Linked DNA regions of Homo sapiens: region 2 is linked to region 1. A link is an interaction called in ENCODE POLR2A ChIA-PET data of the cell type or tissue named here. Cell type or tissue: MCF 10A. All regions are shown on one strand. Each heading gives the region's core, and the rest is flanking DNA. Links, peaks and the distances in the headings are about the cores only. Region 1 has its middle 43 kb from the start of HAND1. Region 2 has its middle 43 kb from the start of MIR1303.

What was found. ChIA-PET counts read pairs that join two places held together with the same protein. Peaks named below come from ENCODE experiments on the same cell type or tissue, not always from the same donor. Only the 100,000 strongest peaks of a DNase experiment are listed, where the experiment ranks them.
Region 2: POLR2A ChIA-PET joins it to region 1 with 5 read pairs; 1 of 35 experiments calls an interaction of 5 or more read pairs at or near these places.

The regions. Positions count from the first base shown.
Region 1 is chr5:154,519,132-154,523,527 of GRCh38, forward strand. No RefSeq gene overlaps it. Among named protein-coding and RNA genes, the nearest start is that of HAND1, 43 kb to the left of the region's middle. RefSeq lists enhancers at 188-688, 1,878-2,481. In MCF 10A, for the core only: a CTCF peak has its summit at 1,975 (motif pointing right); DNase peaks (open chromatin) are centred at 440 and 2,000.
Region 2 is chr5:154,640,832-154,645,227 of GRCh38, forward strand. No RefSeq gene overlaps it. Among named protein-coding and RNA genes, the nearest start is that of MIR1303, 43 kb to the right of the region's middle. In MCF 10A, for the core only: a CTCF peak has its summit at 1,824; a DNase peak (open chromatin) is centred at 1,830.

The DNA of each region.
Region 1 (4,396 bases), core at 308-4,307:
AAATTGCAGTGAGCCGAAATCGTGCCACTGCACTCCAGCCTGGGTAACAGAGCGAGACTCCGTCTCAAAAAAAAATTTCAGATTCCTTAAACATGGTCTTGGAGGTCAAGTGGGATCTCACCCCTGCCTGCCAGTGGGACGCCAGCTCCCAGCCCCTCTCCCCTTGCCACACTGGTTTTCTTCCAGCTCCTCAAGCAAGCCTACCTCATGCCCTTCCCAGCCCTTCCCACAGGTGCTCCCTTCTCCCTGCCCCATCCAGGTGGCCCTTCTCACACTCAAGCTGAGCTTGGCCTCCCTGACCACCCCTTGTCACAGCACCTTACTCTTGCCTGGGTGGCCAACATCAAATTTGTAATGATGTGTGTATCTGTGTGTGTACACGCTCAGTCTCTGGGTGGGGCCAGGGTCACACATCAGTGCATGCTCAGCCCCTGGCACAATGCCTGCCACATAGAAGGCTCTGTACAAATATTTATTTAATGAATGAGTAACTGACCAGGAGGAGGACTGATCTTATTCTTGAGGTCAGTCTTATTATCTTATTATTCGGCTCACTGCAATTTCTTGAGGTCAGAAAATGGACAGTCATATCCAGTAGAGAGGAAATCAGAGAAGATGTTTTGGGGAAATTGGCACTAAAGCTGGGTTGTGATACTCGGGAAGACTTTGACTGGTGGAGAGGAGAAAAGGAGAGTGTAGTGTTTAGGCTATGGGTAGGCACTGAGTTGAGGAAAGGCAGCAATGTGAGGTGCTGAGACCCTAGGCTGCAAATGCAGCCACCTGGGGCAAGTCTCTTCAATCTTTTGAACCTCAGTTTCTCTATCTGAAATATGGGGATGATGATATCAACTTCCTAGACAGAGCATATGAGGAGGAAATAAAGCTTTTCATCAGGGCTCAAATTGCAAGTATCATGATTACACATTTTTATTTCACCACCATGCCAATCTGAAGATAGGGGTATTATTGTCTGCATTTTCCCCTGATACTAAATTTATTTTATTTATTTATTGGAGATGGTGTCTCACTATGTCACTCCGGCTGGAGTGCAGTCACTCTTCTCAGGTACAATCACAGCGCACTGCGGCCTGGAACTGCTGGGCTCAAGCTATCTTCTTGTCTCAGCCTCCCAAGCAGCTTGGACCGCTTGGGTATGTAGTGGTGCACTTGACCTCCAGATGTACACCGCTGACCTCGGCTATATTTATTTTTAATGCTACATATTTTTTAAACATTGAAACTATCTCAAATTTATAGACAAGCTGCAAGCATGGTACATAGAAGTGCTTTTCCCCCAAATGCTTTGAGAATAAGTTGCGGATATGATGCCCCAACTCACCTGAACATCTTTGTGTTTATTTTCAATAAACAAGGACAATCTCTTACAAACCGTAATACAGCCATCACCATCAGGAAATTAATATCGACACATTCCTACCATCGAATCCTCAGATCCCCTACAAGATTCTCACTGGGTTAGAACAACGTGCTGTGTTTAGTTGCCACATTCTTTGGTTTCCTTCAAACAAGTCCTCAAACTTTCTCTGAATTTTGTGATCTTGACATTTTGGAGCTCACTGGCCAACTAGCTTGAAGAATGGGCCTTAATTGGGTTTCGTTTGATGATTAGGGCCAGGCTACGCATCTTTGGCAGGAACACCACGGTCATTTCTTCTGTCTGCATTGTTTCCAGGTAAGGAAACCAAGAAGGTGGGAAAGGAAATGTGAAATGGCCTCTGAAAAATCCTGAGGTGGGAAAGTATGTGGCATATCCTACTTTAAGTCCTTTCTGCTGCAAGGATGTCCTCATTTGCTAGATTTTCACTGCAGCTGATCCTGGCCAGAACCCTCCTGACATCAGGGAAGAGGCTAGAAGGGGTTAGGGGCTTTTTAGAAGTTGTGGGCGGTGGGTGGGGGAGTGGAGAGGGGTGCCGCACTTTCCCCAAGAGACGAGGGCGCTGAGCTCCCGGTATCCTCTAGGTGGCGCACAATTCTCTGGGGAAAAGGAGAATTCCAGGTGAACTAATTCCACGGGAAGAAGGGTTGGTTTGGGAGGGGCTAAGCCCTGCCTACGGGCTCCTGTAGGGGAATCAGCTCCCCATCCCCCTGCTCCCTCCAGAGCAGCGCCCAGCATTCAATCATTCGCTCGCATTTATTTGTCTCCCGCCTGCCTGTGGCCAAGACTTGCCATTTGTAGGTCACAGCACAAAGCGGAGGAGGGCAGGGTTGTCTGACTTGGAGCTCAGGAAACCTCGGCTTGGGGCTGGTTTTGCATCTGAGTTGCTGTAAGACTTAGCACCTTTCTGGGTCTCAGTCGTTCCAACAGTTCAAAAAAGTGAGGATGGCCGGGCGCGGTGGCTTACGCCTGTAATCGCAGCAGTTTAGGAGGCCAAAGCGGGCGGATCTCGAGGTCAGGAGTTCAAGACCAGCCTGGCAAAGAGGGTGAAATCCCATCTCTACTAAAAATACAAAAAATTCGCCGGGCGTGGTCGCAGGCGCCTGTAATCCCAGCTACTCGGGAGGCCGAGGCAGAGAATTGCTTGAACCCGGGAGGCAGAGCTTGCAGTGAGCCGAGATCGCGCCACTGCACTCCAGCCTGGGCGACAGAGTAAGACTCCGTCTCAAAAAAAAAAGTGAGGATGTCAGCTTGGCTAGATTATAGTCCTGCTTCATCACCCAACCCCCAACCCCTATCTGTCTCCATCTTGAGCCCACCCTGGCCCCAGACTCCTCCTCTGTCCCATAAGAAAGGATTAAAATCTCACAAACTGATGAGAATGAAGTGTGAAAGGGCCTACAGGGTTTGAATGAGGGGGGAGGGGCTGACGCTTCAGAGCTAGCTCTACCCCCACAAAGGGGAGGTGGGGGGAGGGAGCTGGAAGGCTTGGAGGGACCTATCTTCCTCCACCCAACTCCCAGAGCTAAGCAGTACCGTGGCCCCCCACTCTTCCAGTGCTGCTGGCCTATGGCTTGCTTATCAGGGGTGGCACCCCCACTAATGCAGCACGGGGTGTCCAGGGACTGAGATCGGCTCTCGAGTTCCCCTGTGGCCACAAACTGTCCTCTGGACAGTTGACTTGCTTGGCGGTGCCTCATTTTCTTTATCTGTAAAACGGGCCAAAACCACTTTTGTCACAGAGTGACATCCTTGCAACAGCCATACTGCTGTTTAAAATCTTCCATCTGCTTCTCCTTCCTGCAGGGCAGGTGTAAAGAAGGCCTGGGGTGACCCAGCATCCTGACTTGGAGAAGATCCTATGGGGGAAGAGGGCCATGGAGTGGTCATCGCAGATAAGGGGCCCTTTGGTGCTTTCTGTCCCATGTGCGCTAATAATTCTTCAGCCACAGACAGCATCTTGCGACATCCAAAGTACTCTCATATCCATGACTTTATGTGACCCTCACATTCTACCTTGATTGGTGGGAAACTGAGGCTGGTAAAAGGAGATGTGACTTGCCCAAGATCACACATCCAGCCAGCAGCCAAGTCAAGCTGTAGAGTGCAGTGGATAAGAGGATGGTATCAGGCCATCCTGGCTCTGCTGTGCTTAAGCCGTGTGGCCTTAGGCATGTCATTTCACCTCCCTGAGCCTCGGCTTCTTCATTTATCAGTAGGAATAGTGCAGAATTGTTCTGAGGGTTAAATAAAACAAACAGAGTGACATACTGGGTGCCATCCTGGTTTTGGTAACATTCAGAGCCAAAACACACCTTTCTTGGTTCTAAGTGACTATATCTGGGGAGTGGGGACTTGTCTTTTTTTCCTCCTACATCTTGCATCTCGCTGGTATGATTTCCATGTCCCATCACATCAGTCTCTTCCCCAGGTCTTCCAGGCTCCACTGTCAGCACTAAGAAGTCAGGGATTGGGTGTGGCTTGCTCCCCGCTGTAAGCCCAGCACATAGCACAGCACCTTACACTGAGTGAGAATAATGGCTCATATTTTAAGTGCTCGCTGTGTGCCACTCCTGTGCTAAGCACTTTCTCTGCCTCTTTTCATTTAATCCTCACAATTCTACAATGTAGGAGGTATGATTCTCATCCCCATCACAGCAGTGATGGAACTGGTATCAGAAAGGGAAAGCAACCAGCTCAGCAGAGCCAGGCATGTCTGTGCGACTCCAACACTCAACCGCACGGCAGGCTCAGCAGCTGTTCTCTGCTTATAAAGCACATGGCGCCTGGCACATTGGTCACCCTCAATCCATGGCATTGGATCTTTGTCACCTGACTGTCATCATCCCTTCTGACTCTCAGTCCCTCCTCTGAACAACAGCTGTGTGTTGGCCCCATTCATGTCCCACCAATGCCCAGTCCTTTAGGGGGCTCCCCAGCTAGCCAAGGTGACCCCATGCTAACATTTCCCAAGCTCTTTCCTCAAATTTTATCTCCATC
Region 2 (4,396 bases), core at 194-4,193, 120 kb after region 1:
TAAATTAATTGGAATAGAAGTAATCATAGGCTGAACTGTACTCTCTTGATTATTAGGTCCTAGACAATGTAAAATCATGGCACTTTGATACACTTCTGAGGTGGCGCCCACACCAACAAGTCCTGTAACAGACTTTTGTTTAGGCCAATTTTTTGGCCACTGATTTAAGGTAATGATAGAAACATCAGCCCCAGTATCCACTAATCTTTCAAACTGCTTTCCCTGAATAGTGACTGTACACACAGATCTATTCTCTGAGAACTGACTACTCCAATAAACAGATTTTCCAGCAGGGTTGGTACTTCCAAACCCTCTTGTTCTTTCTGTTTTGCTATCCCCAATTTTAATATAAGGCAAAGCAATAATTGAGCAATTCTATCACCTGGATTGGCACTCCAGGGAACAGTGGAGTTAATCACTAACTGAATTACCCCTTTATAATCTGAATCAATTACCCCAGTATGAATTTGGACTCCCTTCAAATTTAGACTTGATCTTCCTAAAATAAGGCCTACCATCCCTTCTGGCAGTGTACCATATACCCCTGTAGGAATCTTTTGCGGGGGCTATCCAGGGAGTAAAGAAACCCTTTGAGTAGAACATAAATCTGCTGCTGTGCTGCCCGCTGTGGTGGGGGAGAACTGTTGTATTGTTGTAATTGGCTGATTCCCTGAAATGGTGGTATTTGCTGTGGGGGTTGTTGTCCCTGAAAACCCTGAGGAACAAATGGCTGAATCGGGAACGCCCCACTTTGTCGCGGGGCCTGAGGCTGGCCCCTCTTCCCATTTCCCGATAATGGTTGCCCATTTTTATCAAATTTAGAATGACATTCCTTAGCCCAGTGTTTTCCTCTTTCACATTATGGACACAGGCCAGGTGGCTCTTTATTTTTACTCTGTTTATTTAAGACTGGGCAATTCTTTTTTAGATGACCAATTTGACCACAATTATAACATTTCCCCCCAAATGTTCTAACTTGTCCTCCTAAAGCAACCCCCGTAATTGCTTGAGCCAATAGCATTGCCTTATGCATAGCTCCTCCAATCCCATCACAAGCCTTCACATATTCTGTAATTACATCAACTCCTGCTGGAACATTTTCTCTTAATGGCTTTATGGCTGATTGACATTCTGGATTTGTATTTTGATAAGCCATTATTTCTACAACAACTTTTCAGGCGTTATCATCTGCAATAGATTTTTGAGCGGCATCTTGCAACCTTGCCACGAAGTCTGGATATGGCTCTTAGAGCCTTGTCTGATTGAACTAAAAGAATGGCAGGAGGTTCCTGGGTCCTGAATTTTTTTCCCAAGCCCTGAGGCAAATAGTCCTTAGTTGTTCAATAGCCTCATTCTGCATTACTGATTGTTGGTTAATAGTGCTCCAATTTGGACCTGTTCCTAGCAATTGGTCTGCATCTATATTAACAGCAGGATAAGTAGCCTGATTTTTCCTTACCTGTTCTTGTACTCCATCAATCCACCAGGTTTTAAACTGTAGAAACTGAGAGGGTGAAAGGGAAGACTTAGCCAAAATTTCCCAATCATAAGGAATAAGTCTATTTCCATGAGCAATGGAATCTAATAATGTTCTCATATAAGGAGAGTTGGGTCCATATTGTTTAACTCCTTCCTTCATATCTTTTAACATTTTCAGGGTGAAAGATTCATATCTAATCTCAGTTTGGACAGAGGCTCCTGCTTGACTCCCTTTCCCAGCCAGTATCGGTTGTAAAATTACCGGGTACTGCCATGCCTCAAGATCTCCCTGTTTTCTGGCTAATGGTTTTATGCAGTGTACTATCTTGTACACTAGCTGGTGCTGTAGGATCAAACGCCATCGCTGTGGGTTGCTGATATAGTGCCCTGCTATTTGGGACAGGACACCCCGCCTGAGATCTATACTGAACCTCTGGAAGCAGCTGATACTGAAATTTGACTGGCGGCCAGTATTGATAAACTACCAGTGGTTGGGTTTTATTTTCTACCAGCTGATATTGTGGATACTGTGTCTGGATTGGCATTGCCGGGATAGAGACTCTATCCTTTTCTACTTGATATTCTCTTGCAGTTTGTACTTGTCTAACCTGCATTTGAGGTTGTAATGTCACAGGCATCTGAACCGCAGGAGGAGGAGTTGATGGCCGTCGTGGTTTAAACTCTGATGACCCAAATAATTCTGGACCTCCTTCTGCCAATTTTGATGATTCAGGATATATTACCTCCTGTAATTGATTATAGTCAACAATTTTGCATTGACCGAGCCATTACAGACTCTGCTACATTTTTACAATGTGAACTTTCCATTCCTTTCTTGAACTCTGTTCCTGCCTCTTCTTCACAATCTATTACACAGCTCTCAGGGGCATCAGAAACTGAAACACTATCTTCTTCTATTTGAAACGGTTCTAAAGTTGCTTTAATAATGGCCCAGTCATTCCATACTGTAAGTGGGATGATTTTACCTTCCCTACTTGCTTGTTTTAATTCTTTGCCAATTTTTTCCCAATCTTTTAAATATAAAGTTCCCTGTTCTGGAAACCATGGGCAGAATTGTTCTATTGTTTGAAATAGCATAATTAGATTTTCTGTAGAAGCTTTAACTCCCCCTCTTCTTAAGATAATTTTAATGAAGCTGAGATAAGAGGCATATTTACTTTCAGCTTGCCCCATTGTTACCCTGGATTCCTCCGAGCACACAAGCTTACCGCAAGGTTGACCGTGGACATACTTGGGAATCTCTCATCAGCTGTTCTCAATGTTCACGTTCTTAGCATACCTTCACCCTAGAGAAAGGCCCCAGATTGGGCGCCAGATGAAGGGGTGGCCCGCCCCTCCACACCTGTGGGTATATCTCACCAGGTGGGACAAGAGACTGAGAAAAGAAATAAGACACAGAGGCAAAGTATAGAGAAACAACAGTGGGCCCAGGAGACCGACACTCAGCATACGGAGGGCCTGCACCAGCACTGGTCTTTGAGTTCCCTCAGTTTTTATTGATTATTATTTTCATTATTTTAGCCAAAGGAATGTGGTAGGAGAGCAGGGTGATAATAAGGAGAAGGTCAGCAAAAAAACATGTGAGCAAAAGAATCTATGTCATAATTAAGTTCAAGGAGAGGTACTATGCCTGGATGTGCACATAGGCCAGATTTATGTTTCTCTCTGCCCAAACATCTCAGTGGAGTAAAGAATAACAAGGCAGCATTGCTGCCAACATGTCTCGTCTCCCACCATAGGGTGGTTTTTCTCCCATCTCAGAATTGAACAAATGTACAATCAGGTTTTATACCGAGACATTCGGTTCCCAGGGGCAGGCAGGAGACAGTGGCCTTCCTCTATCTCAAGTGCAAGAGGCTTTCCTCTTTTACTAATCCACCTCAGCACAGACTTTTTACAGGTGTCGGGCTGGGGGACGGTCAGGTCTTTCTCATCCCACGAGGCCATATTTCAGACTATCACATGGGGAGAAACGTTGGACCATACCCAGCTTTTCAGGACAGAGGTCCCTGTGGCTTTTCACAGTGCATTGTGCCCCTGGTTTATTGAGACTAGAGAATGGCGATGACTTTTACCAAGCATAGTGCCTGTAAACATTTTGTTAACAAGGCACATCCTGCACAGCCCTAGATCCCTTAAACCTTGATTCCATACAACACATGTTTTTGTGAGCTCAAGGTTGGGGCAAAGTGGCTGGGGCAATGTTACAAATTAACAACATCTCAGCAAAGCAATTGTTTAAGGTACAGGTCAAAATAGAATCTCTTATGTTTTCCTTTTCTACATAGATACAGCAACAGTCTGATCTCTCTTTCTTTTCCCTAAAAGTAATGATTTTATATTGATTACATGTTAAAATGTAATATTTTTATATAGTAGATGAAATATCTTATTAAAATTACTTTCACTTGTTTGCTTTTATGATTCCTAATGTGGTTATTAGAATATTTAAAATTACATTTGTGATTGCCTTTATATTTCCCTTGGACAGTATTTTAGAGAATGCAGTGGTGAGAGGAACCAGCCTCCCTGAACTTGAGGTCATGGCCCTGTGACTTAGACCAGGCCTCTCATCCTCTCTGAACTTTGGTCGCTTTGTGTTAAAAAAAAAAAAAAAAAAAAAAAAAAACAGAGATAAATCTGCCCCTGTACATCCTCTCAGTGCTATTGTGAGAATCAAATCAAATAATGCACACAAAGCTGTTTTATAGGCTGTAAGAATAATTAAGAGCAACAATTGCGTATTTTTAGCTTTTGCTAGGAGCCAGGCTCAGTGCTAAGTGACTCCACGCATTTCTCTCACAGGCCCTATGAGGCAGGTACCAGTACTACTCCCATTTTGCACATGAGGAAACTGAGTCTGAAAGAGGCTGAGTGACCTGCCCCTTGGCCCACA